Linked DNA regions of Homo sapiens: all the other regions are linked to region 1. A link is a contact called in ENCODE Hi-C or POLR2A ChIA-PET data. All regions are on one chromosome and are shown on one strand. Each heading gives the region's core, a stretch centred on a gene start or an enhancer-like site at or near the end of the contact. The rest is flanking DNA. Distances are from core to core; before and after follow the strand shown.

The links. Hi-C counts contacts between places; a loop is a spot of excess contacts on that map. ChIA-PET counts read pairs that join two places held with the same protein, here RNA polymerase II (POLR2A). Pooled maps may share reads with other maps.
Region 2: a loop to region 1 is called in a map of endothelial cell of umbilical vein, with 4 times the contacts of the local background. The contact joins two enhancer-like sites. A Hi-C loop is called at or near these places in 2 of 168 maps with a recorded cell type or tissue (endothelial cell of umbilical vein and esophagus muscularis mucosa) and 2 of 50 pooled maps. POLR2A ChIA-PET finds 5 or more read pairs at or near these places in 1 of 52 experiments (MCF 10A).
Region 3: a map of Calu3 shows a loop between it and region 1 (10-fold over the local background). The contact joins two enhancer-like sites. A Hi-C loop is called at or near these places in 2 of 168 maps with a recorded cell type or tissue (Calu3 and HepG2) and 6 of 50 pooled maps.

What each region holds. Positions count from the first base shown.
Region 1 is chr5:67,242,068-67,246,621 of GRCh38, reverse strand. No RefSeq gene overlaps it. Among named protein-coding and RNA genes, the nearest start is that of TILRLS, 24 kb to the left of the region's middle. Within about 2 kb of position 1,946, at least 7 of the 41 ENCODE cell types and tissues checked have a DNase peak (open chromatin) inside an H3K27ac peak, as active enhancers do; they include endothelial cell of umbilical vein, where a contact is called at or near this core.
Region 2 is chr5:67,996,962-68,001,515 of GRCh38, reverse strand. No RefSeq gene overlaps it. Among named protein-coding and RNA genes, the nearest start is that of LINC02219, 190 kb to the left of the region's middle. Within about 2 kb of position 2,440, at least 17 of the 41 ENCODE cell types and tissues checked have a DNase peak (open chromatin) inside an H3K27ac peak, as active enhancers do; they include endothelial cell of umbilical vein, where a contact is called at or near this core.
Region 3 is chr5:67,771,767-67,776,320 of GRCh38, reverse strand. No RefSeq gene overlaps it. Among named protein-coding and RNA genes, the nearest start is that of LINC02997, 19 kb to the left of the region's middle. RefSeq lists a silencer at 1,846-2,140. Within about 2 kb of position 2,785, at least 9 of the 41 ENCODE cell types and tissues checked have a DNase peak (open chromatin) inside an H3K27ac peak, as active enhancers do.

The sequences.
Region 1 (4,554 bases), core at 697-3,196:
CTATGTAGAATGAAAGTGGGTTGTGGAATGGTAAAAGTAAACCATCTTTCTGATGTCTACAATGTCATGCTTCAGAAGATTCTAGAAAAGGTCTAGCTGGAATTAAATATATTTATATTCAAAAGCTTTAGTATTTAACTTACAAGAATATCAATTGTGAGCCACCTTTCTAAAAAGTATCACCACTTCCCATAATATTTACTTCTTCCTAAAACAATTATGTTCTAAACACACACACACATACACACACACACGCACACTCTGTCTCTCTTTGATAAAAAGTATTTTCTCTGTGAAGGACTCTAATTTTGCATTTTCCTTATTTGCAACCCTGTTTAGGATTTTAAAATGAGGTGTTTTAATAGCGCCACCTGGTGGTAATGATCTACTTCAAGTACCCAACATAACTTCTCTTTCCTCACCTTTTCTCCTGTTTTGTGAGCTGTTTCTTTCATTTGTATTCATGAATCATTCCTTTGCATTAGTGTTGCTGAAGAAAGTAATGATTTTATCAAAACAAAGTAGGCTATTACAAAAAAACTAACAGAAGTGTTAATGTGAGCAGAACAGTAGAACCTGCACACTTAAGGGTATGCCACTCATCAGGGGAAAGAAATGTAACTAAAAATCAACAAAAGGCTGTGAAGAAACAAAAAGGGGAGAGGCAGTAACTCCAAAATGGGCTTTAGACAGAAAACTCACCTGATGTAGGGCATGTTGGCCAACATTTTCCTTTTATATATCTGCCACATTTTCTGCCTTGTGGCCAGTCTGAAAAAACTAAGCAGCCCAGTACAGCAGGCAAATGCTTCTCAGTCACAAACAATGGAATATTGAAGCCATTGATATTCCTCTCACAGCGGCAGGAACCATAGCAGGTGCTAAAGGAATTGGTTGTTTATGAAGAAATAATCAAATATTCCCTCCCTCCTTCCTTCCTTCCTTCCTTCCTTCCTTCCTTCCTTCCTTCCTCATTTCTGCCGCTTCTCACACAGCTACCAGCATCCCTCTCCCCAGGCATCAGAGTGCTACTTGGGGAAAATAATAATAATGTAGGATTTTTTTTCCCTAAATCACTTCAACTCCAAGGACCCATTAGCAACTTATGCCCCTTTACAGATCTCGCCAGTTGATCATCAAGAAAGGCAACTTTAGAGATGATGCAATCAGGGCAAAAAAAAAAAAAAAAGAACAAGTAACTGCAGATATCTTTTTAATTTTTTTTTTTTGTATGTACCTTTTTGAGAATTAGGTCATTAAATTCATTGAAAATTCCATTCTTCATCCAGCCTTTGAAAGTTCTCATCTTGTTCAACTTTGAAACAGATCATAAGGTGGATTCACATGGTGAAAAATGGGAGGGACAGAATGAAGACTTGACAACAATGAAGAGATAATGTCTACCTGGAGGCTAACCAATGGCACCCAGGCTGCTGAAAGAAATTCCTTCAGCAGGGGCCCAGGGAAGAAGCCTAATTTAAAGGTCAGAATCAGACACACAGACACACACGTACACACACACATGTACACACATTAATCTACACAATCACCAGAGCAATCATCTAGCCCATTTGCATCAGCATAAGGTTTCACCTAAACTCTCTGCACTGACCTTTTATGGAAGATGTTTGCTTTCTAGGGCCTGAGACCTGGGACCAGCTCCCAGAGACGAGGGTACAGGGGAAAGGACCTGAAAGTCAAGTTTTATGGAAGATGAAATGGAGAGAAAAAAAATATTTGTTTATTGGTGATTTTAGTTAACGGGAACAATAGCTTTGCATTGACAGACAATAAGTGAGGGGAAAATAGTGGTGGGGTGGCGGTGTGAGGAAGCCGACATGGATAGAGCAGCCAAAGGAAGCTCTGAATAGGCTCTGGAAAAAACTACAACCCAACAAACTATTCCATGACTGTAAGGCGCTGGAAGCCTGCCAAAGTCAGACATACATTCTCACTGACCTTTTTAGACCTGATTGACTCCCAATCAGACTATGAAGACTGTGACCGAGGAGTGAATTCCTGTTCCTTCCTGGTGATCCTGCATTACTTTCCAGTAAGTTCTCTCATGGTCCAATTGTTCTTTTATCTGCACAGGAAGGGAATGTGTGATTCCTTTTGGAAACTGGAGTACTGTGGGAGCCAGGCCCACTCTCCTGGCTGCTGGAGATCTGAGCATACCCAGGTCTGGAAAGAAGCCAAGTCATGGGGACTGTGATGCAACAGCTCACCTTACCACCAGGCTAGATGGTAGCTTTGACTTTCTAAGACCCAATAGCCTGTTAGTGACCATCAAACAGAAATTGTCATAACTTCAATGGTATAAAACTGGGTTCAGGAAACTACAGATTGTGGGCCAAGTCAGACCTATACCTATGTTTGTAAATAAACCTTTATTGGAACACAGCCACACTCGTTTATTTAAGTATCCTCTACCACTGCTTTCGCACAACAAGGGCAGAGTTGAGCAACTGCAACAGAGACCATTGGCCTACAAAGCCAAAATAATTTACTATCTTGCCCTTTACAGAAAAAGGTTGCTGACCTCTGGTTTAAAAGCAGGATCATTAAGAGAAGGCTGTGTGATATGCCAGAAGGACCATGAGAAGGGGCCTCCAAAGGCCTGGTTCTAGTGCCGCTGTCTGTTAGAAACGATCTAGATCTGTAACACTGAGTGAACTTGAATGTCTCTTCTAGCTGCAAAAGATACACAAATTCTGTAGTTTAAGCGATTGGTAATGCACAGGGTTTCAGATATCCATTTCACTGTCCAATACTCTCCATTCCCAAAAGAAATGTCATTTTTCTATTTGTAATCCAAAGATGGTGGTATATAAAATAATTACACTGGAATCCATACTTTGTGCTTACACAGAAAGAAACATACACACATGCAGGCACAGACACATGCACACACACTCACACAAATGCAAACATACACACACACACTGGAGCAAGCCTTCCAGCTCACTGCTCTGAGCGTAGGGTTTCATGCTCAAGATCCTTGCACTGACCTACAGGAAAGACAAGTGTCTTCTAGGGACTCACCACTTGATTGAAGAAAGCTGCTGTGTCTAGGGCCTCAACATCTGCAAAGCTGTAATCAAAACATTACTATTCAGTTACCATCTAAGACACAGCTGTAGAATTATGGAGAAATGTTTTATCAAAACTAAGCAATTGTCTGAGTCTGTCTCCTGACTGAAGAAAGAAGAATGCCTAATTCACAAAACACTTCATACTTTATAGCACATTTACATACAATATAATGGATGCCACCCTATTTACTTGTTTTCTATACCATCTTTATTTAGTGTTTATTTTATGAGCCTTGCAAATAGTTTCCAAACATCTCTAAATCTAAGAAAAAGTTAACTGAGTAAAGCTGATTTTTTTTTTTTTTTTTTTTTGAGACGCAGTCTCACTCTGTCGCCCAGGCTGGAGTGCAGTGGCGCAATCTCGGCTCACTGTAAGCTCCACCTCCCGGGTTCACGCCATTCTCCTGCCTCAGCCTCCCAAGTAGCTGGGACTACAGGCGACTGCCACCACACCTGGCTAATTTTGTGTGTGTGTGTGTATTTTTAGTAGAGACGGGGTTTCACCATGTTAGCCAGGATGGTCTCGATCTCCTGACCTCGTGCTCCGTCCGCCTCGGCCTCCCAAAGTGCTGGGATTACAGGCGTGACCCACCGCGCTGGCCGAGTAAAGCTGATTTTAAATAAGCTGTCTTAGTCTGGGTTCTCTCCAAAAGCTGGGCCTGAGACAAGAGTTTACTTTGGGAAATGATTCCAAAGAACAGGAGGAAAGAACAAGGCAGACTGAAACAGGGGGAGGGAAAGCCAATCCAGAGGTCTTTTACTGAGCTGATCACTGGTATAGGCAAGTGAGGCGCCCCCCTCTTGGGATGCTTTGGGTTGCCTTGCCGAATGAGTCCCTCGTATGTCTTTCTAAGGGATGCCAAGGGAAGTACTATCGTCAGCTCCCATCATTGCCCCCATGGGGTTTTCATTCATTCCCACTTGTGGTGTGTGCATAGGGCAGAATGGCTAACCCGGTTTCTGCAAAGTCAACAACAGCCTCAGAGAAGCCCCAGGTCAGAAAGCGAGAGTTTGGTGGTGCAGCTGAAGGGAGAGGCTGATAGGTTACAATCACACAGTTATCACAGCAATGCCTGGAGTCAAAAGGTAGGCTAAGAGGATGTAAGAAAGGGTACAAGAAGTGATCCATACAGCATGAAATCCTTAAATTGTACTACTCCATCCTCCCAACATGCCATCAGTTAGGTAAGTGTAACTGCAATATTCCCTCAACATCATATATGCCTCTGCCACATCCTGGGCACCTGAAATAGAGATGAAGACACTGTTTTTGTGCTAATGAACCATTTTAATGCATTCAGATCAACACTGTCAGTTAACAGGAGAACACAGACAGATTCTCGTACTTACAATGGATGGGTAGCAGTGAATGGAGGTCAACATAAAGGAAGTCTTCAGAATGAACGTAAAGCCTGAGAGTTGTTTCAAAGGACCAATAGGTGTTGTCTAGGAAGTAAAG
Region 2 (4,554 bases), core at 1,191-3,690, 750 kb before region 1:
ATTCTTGTCCAGGTGTGGTGGCTCACGTCTGTAATCCCAGTACTTTGGGAGGCCGAGGGTGGAGGATCACTTGAGGCCAGGAGCTCAAGACTAGCCTGGCCAAGATGGTGAAACGTCATCTCTACTAAAAATACAAGTATACAAAAATTGCCAGGTGTGGTGATGCATGCCTGTAATCCCAGCTACTTGGGAGGCTGAGGCAAGAGAATTGCTTGAACATGGGAGGCAGAGGTTGCAGTGAGCCAAGATGGTACCAATGCACTCTGGTCTGGGCCACAGAGCAAGACTGTTTCAAGAAAAAAAAAAAATAATAAGTGATTCCTAAGGCACATTTGACAGGCCATCTTTCAAAGGAAGAATTTTCAACCTTAGCATGAGCTGACATTGCCCCTCTAGCACACTCACACAAAAGGAAAAGGTGACATTCCCTTTGACTTCCTGGTTCTAGTCTACTAGTATCATGCAAGGAGGAGGCTGCACTACTGCAGTCACATGGGATGGGAATTTAGAACTATAAACTGCAGGAAGGATGTGGATGATGGCAATTTGACCATGAATTCCAGCTAGCCCTAGTTAAATAAGCAGGCACTAACTATCCCAGGAGATTGTCTTGAGGGCTTTATAGACTTACAGCTGTTGGAATATTAAAGAAATTCTCCAAAGACACAAAATAGATTTGGGGAGCAAATTATGACCCTTGGGATCTGTCTTCCTCACTCTTAGGCCCTAGGGGCTGCATTTTAGTGTACTGAGCTTACTCAATCACTTTTTAATGCCTTGGGAAAATATGTCACACATAAAATTAAATTTGTGTTTGTTTCAATGTCAATATCACATGTGTGTATGAATTTAATGACATAGAAACAAGAAAGGAAGCTCAAGACATATCAGATATATTGTGAGCCAGTGGTTAGTGTTGTTCCTGTTCAACTCTTGAGGATGTTTGGCAATGTTTGGAGACATTTTTAGTTGTGACAGATGGGAAAAGAGTGTTTCTGGCATCTAATAGAAAGAGGCCGAGGGCACTTTGCTGAACATCCTATGATACATAGGACAGGCCCTCTCAACACAGAATTATTAGGTCCAAAATATCAATAGTATTGAGGTTGAGAAATCCTGGGTTAGGCCTTGGCTAGTGAAATAAGGAATGATAAGACCTCCATTCTTTCTTATTATCTTGTTACATATTTTCATTTTCACCATGCTCCCCAAGACAGCTATTAAATACAAAGAAAAATTTAAATGAGGTCTTTGTCCTCATAGATCTTGTAGAGTTCATTTAATAAGACCATGTAGATACCTATAAAGTGTTAAATAACAATACAATAGAACAATGAACAAAAATAAAGCAGAGTATTAATTGCCAAATATTGGTATGGGCAATTTTGCCATGAGTTAAGAGATGGAAGAGGACATACTCGAAATAGGAATTTGCGGCTGGACGCGGTGGCTCATGCTTGTAATCCCGGCACTTTGGGAGGCCAAGGCCGGTGGATCACCTGAGGTTAGGAGTTCGAGACCAGCCTGGCCAACATGGTGAAACCCCATCTCTACTAAAAATACAAAAAATTAGCTGGGCGTGGTGGCAGGCACCTGTAATCCTAGCTACTCAGGAGGCTGACGCAGAAGAATGGCTTGAACCCAGGAGGCATAGGTTTCAGTGAGCTGAGATCATGCTACTGCACTCCAACCTGGGCAACAAGAGTGAAACTCCATCTCAAAAAGAAAAAAAAAAAAGAAAAGAAATAGGAATTTGCATTAAGATAACAGACTCTGTGGGAACAGGGCTCTGGTGTCTTCTGCATATTGCTGTGTTCCTATCACTTAGTACAGTGCCTGGCATGTAACAGCTACTCACTATACTCAAAAAATACTTATTGCATGAATCCAGGAATAGATTTAGAGAGAGAGGCCAAATATTTTCTGGAAGATTGGGAGGAATGGAAAAAGTCAATGCAAGGAGAAAAGAATGGGATTGATATATTTCCAAATTCCATGTATCTTGGGGACCGTATTGAAATAGGAAAGTAGGTGTGGGTGTAGTAAAAGGAAGTTGGTGCTAGTTTAGGAAATTCGGGTTTGCTGCATAGATACTGGGAACACAAATTGGAATTATGTTTGTTCCAGAATAATTGCAATCCGTTTAATGCTTGCTTGTTTGAATCTGAGGGGGTGTGTCTTTAATTGCTCTTCACTGAGGACAGATGCCAAGTGCGTGTGTGAGTGTAAATCTCTGTGTGCGTGGGGTTGTGGGTGTTGTGTTAACTTCGTCATCCTCTTTATCTAAATGTCTTCCTGATCCTCTTGCCTGAGCCTCCACCTTTTCTGTCTAGCCTGCACTGAGTTCCCTTCTCATGCATGTGGCAGTGACTCAGGGGCGGAAGAAGGACTGCCCAGCCTGTGCCTGGTCACTTCCTGCTGTGCCTCCAGCAGGGTCTGCACATGACGCTCCGATTTTCCCAGCAGACCTGAGGAAGTGCCCACATGGCGTGTCTGCCATGGGGGAATGCAGCTTTGCTGTCATTGTCACTGAGCTGCCATTTAACTGAAGGTTTACAGCAGCCCCAAAGTGTCTGCTGGCCTCCTCATGGAAAGTGGAAAAGGCAAGGGCAGGGAAGGGCTCATCTGAGTGACACTCTGTGCTGCCTGCTCTTCCTCCACTGCTTGACTTGGCATCTGTCATGGGTTATGTAAACAAATAAGAGGAACAATCCACGCAGGGCCACTGGCTTTAACATGCCTTTCCTGTGTCCCAGGGTGTGCGTAAGCAGGGAACACAGTGGGTGATGACAGGGGTTTGTTCCTGCCTAGAAGGGAGATTCTTTTCTGGCCTGGAAAGTTCTTTTTTTTTTTTCTTTTGCTTTCTTTTTTTTCTTTTTCTTTTTTTTTTTTTTGAGACAGCGTCTCACTCTGTTGCACAGGCTGGAGTACGGTGGCACGATCTCGGCTCACTGCAACCTCTGCCTCCTGGGTTCAAGCGATTCTCCTGCCTCAGCCTCCCGAGTAGCTGGGATTACAGGTATGCACCACCATGCCTGGCTAATTTTTGCATTTTTAGTAGAGACAGGGTTTCACTCTGTTGGCCAGGCGGCTGGTCTCGAACTCCTGACCTCAAGTGCTCTGCCCACCTCTGCCTCCCAAAGTGTTGCGATTACAGATGTGAGCCACCGCACCCAGCGAAAGTTCTAAGAGCTTCCTTTTAGACTTTCCCCCTTTGCCCTTTGATACCCCTGTCTTTGTGATACAGAAGGTGAGCTAAGGCTGCAGGGTGCCAAGGATCACTAGACACAAGACACCCAGGAGGCCACTAGAGACAAGCCTGGTTCTGAGTAACCTCTGTTCCAAAATGATTGGCCTGCACCCAGAGGGAGGGCACCTGGATGCCAAGAAGTAGTAATGAATTGGGGAAAAGAGTGGAAAGACATGACATTGATGGCTTGTTTTCATAAACACTAGTCTTAATTGTGATGACATACAGAAGAGTGTTATTATAATATTCAATGCATAAAGTTAGCATGACAATAACCTCACATTCTCTAGCATGACCTCATGTTCTCTTTCAGTGACTGATTATTATTTTCATTATTATGTTTTGAAGCAATTCTGCTGAAGGATGATCAGTGTGGATTTTACACATTTTACAGTAGAGGAAACAAAGCCACCAGGAAAGTTCACTACCCAACGATTTGAAATGGTCACTGCATTTCCCACGGAAAGAGTTCACATTGTCCAAGGCTTGTAGGACATTTACTAAGATGGAATCCTGTGAAATTGCCAATATTGGGTGAATTTTTTATGTATAAAAATAGCAGTTTCATAGCTCCAACATAAAATTATCAACAAAGGAAACTATCTTTTCTACCTCTTATAGTGGAAGGTGTTTGGGGTCTTTATTTTTTAATTTTAGAATAGGCATACTTGGTTCGACCTCCACTGTAGAATAAATTTATTTCCCAATTCTGGGAAGGAAACCCAGGTTCCCCAAGCTTTGAAGATTCCTGATGGTCAGTACTTGCCTTCCCCAGCCGCTCAGGCTGCAGTCCTGAGAATCCTCACCCTGGAAGCTCAGCCCTGCCTAGTCTTGGAGCAATTCCTGACCCAGGTGGACAAATATCAGTTGGCTCAGTACCTACATGTTGGGGTCTAGAATTAGTCTGGCTTCCCTGAGCCCAGAGTCCACATGCCAGGGATGAACTCTTGGCATCTCACAGCCATCACTGTGCAATCACCTGCCCTTCCCAAGCCATGTCCCAGGCCATACACCTGAGCCTCTTCTGCCTTGGTTTCCTGAACTGCATTTTGTTTTCCTTCTTGGGGTTTAATTATGCTGTTAATGTAAGCCATCTTGGCATGTGACATAGCTATTCACTGTCATCCTCTGAGGGAATAGGCTTGTACCCAATATTCCAGCCCCTGACTGGTGTCCTGCTTCAAAATGGGTAGACCTTCCTGACTCATGGCCCTGCTCCCCCCATCTTTCAGCAGCTCCTCAAGGTGTCATCAGCCCTGATCACACCAGGGTTTGACATTCCTCTTTAAACACCTTTTAACCCA
Region 3 (4,554 bases), core at 1,536-4,035, 530 kb before region 1:
ATTAAAAGAACAGAAATTTAATAAATGAATCCAATCCAGAAATGAAGGAAAAGAAAGGAGGTAATAATGAAAATTTCATACATGTATACAATCAGAAACAAACAACACAACATAACAATAATTGACTGATTCACATTTCTTTTCAAATTATCAGAATTCTAATTGATTTAGGCTACATTAAATTAAAAAATGCAAAGAGTAATAAGAATAATACTCCATGTCTTAGATTTTTAGATATTATACGTTTTAGAAAGTTTTGGTCTTTTCAGGTATGTAATTCACCAGGTAGGTTTTAACCCTTAGACTTTTAGAGGATACTGTGTATAGACAGAGTTGAAGGCCAGAGAAAAGTGAGTTTTATTAAACCATGTATCAGCATATTTTAGTTAGAAAATAGTGTCACCATAGTGATTGTTCATATTAGTTTTCCTTGGCCAGACTCGGTGGCTCACGCCTGTAATCCCAGCACTTTGGGAGGCCAAGGCAGGCAGATCACGAGGTCAGGAATTCAAGACCAGCCTGACCAACAATACAAAACACAAAAATTAGCCGGGCATGGTGTTGGATGCCTGTAATCCCAGCTACTCAGGAGGCTGAGGCAGGAGAATCGTTTGAACCTGGGAGGCAGAGGTTGCAGTGAGCTGAGATAGCACCACTGCACTCCAGCCTGGGTGACAGAGTGATACTCCATCTCAAAAAAAAAAAAAATAGCTTTCCTTTATTATTATTATTATTATTATCATTATTATTATTACTATTATTACTATTATTTTTGAAACTGAATCTTGCTCTGTCTCCCAGGCTGGAGTGCAATGGCATGATCTCAGCTCACTGCAACCTCCATCTCCCAGGTTCAAGTGATTTCCAGCTAATTTTTGTATTTTTAGTAGAGATGGGGTTTCACCATGTTGGCCAGGCTGGTCTCAAACTCCTGACCTCAAGCGATCCAACCGCCTCAGCCTCCCAAAGTGCTGCGATTACAGGCATAAGCCACCATGCCTGGCCTTAAAATTAGCTTTCTAAATCCCTCTACTGGAAATACATGGTAGGAAAGTAGTCCAAATAGTTTATTATAAATCACACAATAACTGATTTATTAAGAAAATGGCGGCAGTCTTCCCTCGGCCAGATACAGTTGTTTGTTAATCCACCTTATTTTTATTTAGATGACACACACACAAAATAGCTGCCATTTGTTACAGACAGCATTGGACTCAATTTGCCAACACATTTCACCAATTGTTTACCATTGTTCTCTGCATCTTTGTCTCTCCCTTTGTGCTTCCATCAGATGCAGTAATGAATGCATGCTGCAGGCACACTCTAGAATAGAGAAAAAAGGAGAAGTCACAGTTCTGTGATTTTAAGCTGTGTGCTCTTTTCTACTCTTCTCATCTGTACGCCAATGGGATCCAGCAAAGATGGGTGCCAGAACAAAGCAAAGCGGAAGAGGATGCCAGAGGGAAACCATGATAACTTTGTGGGGTTTTTTTTTTTTTTTTTTGCATTACAAGATAACTTTTTCTTTTCCTTTAAGACGTTTAATAGCATTTACTAAGATATCACTTGTTTGTCTTCATTCATATATTGCTCTATACTGAGTTAACCATAATTGTATGTGTCTTATCTTTTTATTTAGACTGTGTGCCCTCTGAGAAAAAGTATTTTTTAAATACTAGTATTTCTGGCATTTAATATTGTGTTGAAACATAGGAAATACAACAATGTTTGATGAATAAATAAATGCCACAGATGAGAAAGAAACTTTCTCATAATTTTCTCTATAATGAATTTGCTCTATAAAATGAGATTAAGAAGTCCACCCAAGGAATTTAATGACAGAAGTGGAACAAGAAACCAAAGACCTTGGCCTCCCTTCACCCCTCAAATCCAGCACTTTCCACAGTACCACACTCAAAATTCAGAAAGCTCAGGCTTGGAAGCCTTCAGATGCCTTCCTGGCAGGACTGTGTTAGGCACACCAGAATTGCATGAGACGACGCCTATGGTCTGTGCTGTTATGAAATATCATAACAGTGATCCAGTGGCTTTGATGTCTGCCAACAATTGCAAGTAAAGAAAGTGGTTTAATGACACAGGCATACTGTGAGCAAAATCCTTAGGTTGGCTCCTTTTGCCCTATAATATTTGTATGTGTAAGGAAACCTTTTACCCCTTCTACAGCTCTCTCTTTCCTTGAAAAGTCCCAAATATTAACCCTGAGAGATGACTTTCTACTTGCCACTGTAGAAAGAGTACTTACTTATCTGATATTACATACCACTCCTTCTTTGTCTCTGTGTTAATAACTTAATAATCTTGGGTGCACTTCCTGGAGTCCATAGACAAGAGGTAATAATTTTTCTCCTCACCATTATTCCTTTTCTGTTTTGTAAACTTACCCAGTATAGTACAATGATCTTCAACACCAAAAATTAGTTGGCAACTAAGTTGTAAGTTATGAATAATCCCCCAGTTATTTCCTCTGGGTAGGTTCATTGATTAGGATGTATTTTTCTCTTTCAACCTTATCTTTTAAAGGTCTTGTGAAGTTTTACCTTACATTTATTGCCCAGCAGACTAGAAAGACAGGAGAGAAGTGGTGGCAAGAAGAGCTGAATGGAATCGTTGATTATAATTGACAAAGAACTGCAGTGTGTGTGCAGAAAACAAAGAGACCTTTGTGTTGGTGGGAAGCATGTGACCGGCCGCCCTAATTTGGTCAGAGCTGTTCCATTTGCTCATCTACTTCTCTGGATGTTCTTCAAGATTCTGATTGAACCTGGTCTTTTCCACAACCTTTCCCATTTTCCCTGAGTCATCTTAGGGGATAAGAGCAAGAGAAGACTCCTGTTAACAGCCATATGATTCACCCTTCAGGCCTTTCCCTCAATTTTCTAAAACATAGTCTTGAAATAGTTTTGATCATGGATTAAATCAGTACAACATATACCCCATTTGTAAGTTATCCTCATGTACTGCCTATTCTGATACTTTATGCTAATATATTATGTAACATAAAACACACAAAAATTAGATTTAAAAAGATGAAAAATGAATGCAAATAGCAATTTTCTTAGTATTTTTCCTCTGCACCCTAATGCATCACCTTGTATACCTCCAGGGTGTTTACACCCTATTTTGGAGGCTCTTACCAAAAGATACTTATGAGTTGACCAAAGACAAATACAGTCCAATCTGAGAAGCTGCATCCTCTTTTTGAGGTCATTTGGGATTGTGACAACCAGGCAGCTTCCTCATGTTTCTGGATACTGCTGGGAAGACTGTTCCAAAAGGTACCCAAAAGCAAATACCCAACCCCAGTGTTCTAGAGACCAAAAATCTAGTCCCAGCCCTATCATTAACCAGCTCTACAACTCTAAGAAACTCATTTAAACTCTCTGAATTTGTCATTGGTGAAACAAAAACAAAAACGAAAAAACTTTCTTGCCCATTTCACCTAATTGCTATAAATATCAAAGACGGCAAGGGATTTGCAAGAATTTCTAAAAGAATAACACAGAATACAACTATAAGGTAGTATTGTTATTATTTTTAAAGATAGTGGAAGGAAGGAATATCCTACCTGCTCCCCTGCCCTCTGCACTGTTCATTGCATCAACAAAACTAACTCAATGCAGACACCCTCCCTCTTGCCCTCCTGTACTGTGTAAATGATCACTGGTGAAAATTGAAGCTGTTTAGTTTTAGATTTTAGTGAATACTTTCCCAACTCTTCCTCCCAAGATTTTAGAATCATAAAAGGTAAGAGGAAGATAATAATTTTAGAGTTGAAGGTAGCTGAAAGATTATCCCAGCTAGTATTCTTATTTTGTGGATGAAAATATTGAAGCTGAGTGAATTTCAGAGAGGCTAAATGATTTCTCCAGGATCACACAGCTAGGAAAGGAGCCACATCAGACCCTGAGAGCCATATTGGAACCTATTTTGGAATCCTTTTTTTTTTTTTCCTACAATGCTGCTACGGTTCCTTTCCTTCTTTCCATGCTGACTGCCAGGGCTGCTTCACATCATTATGGTACTCTAGTCAATCATTTATAATTCCTCTTCAGCTGTGTTTCTCTCAGGAGCAAACTATGTCTGTATTCTCCATTGCAAAAGATTCTCTTCTTTTGCATCCATATCTTTAAGTCTTACAAGTCAATTCCATCCCCCTAAACTGTCTCCAATTCTTTCTTACTGTTATTCAACTCCTACTCTGATCACCTCGTTAGCTACCCGTGATGTTTCCTTGTCAGGAAAGGACTGTGGATTAGATGGCCAGAGGTGGCCATTTAACTTGTCACGGAAGGCGTCTGCCTCTTCCAGAGCACTGACAGCTGTTGTGTCAGTCACACAAGGTAAAATAACCTTCTCACAGAGTAAAAATAAAATGGTAAACATAACCTTCTTACACAAGTCTCACACCAAAAGTAGGCGTGAATATTTTGGAGAGAATTTAGAAACGGGTGATAGAGATGGCACAGGCAGAAGCTGGTTAGATGGATATGTGTCCCTCCCTTCCAGGGTTTTTGTTTCTAACCAGGAGGTTAG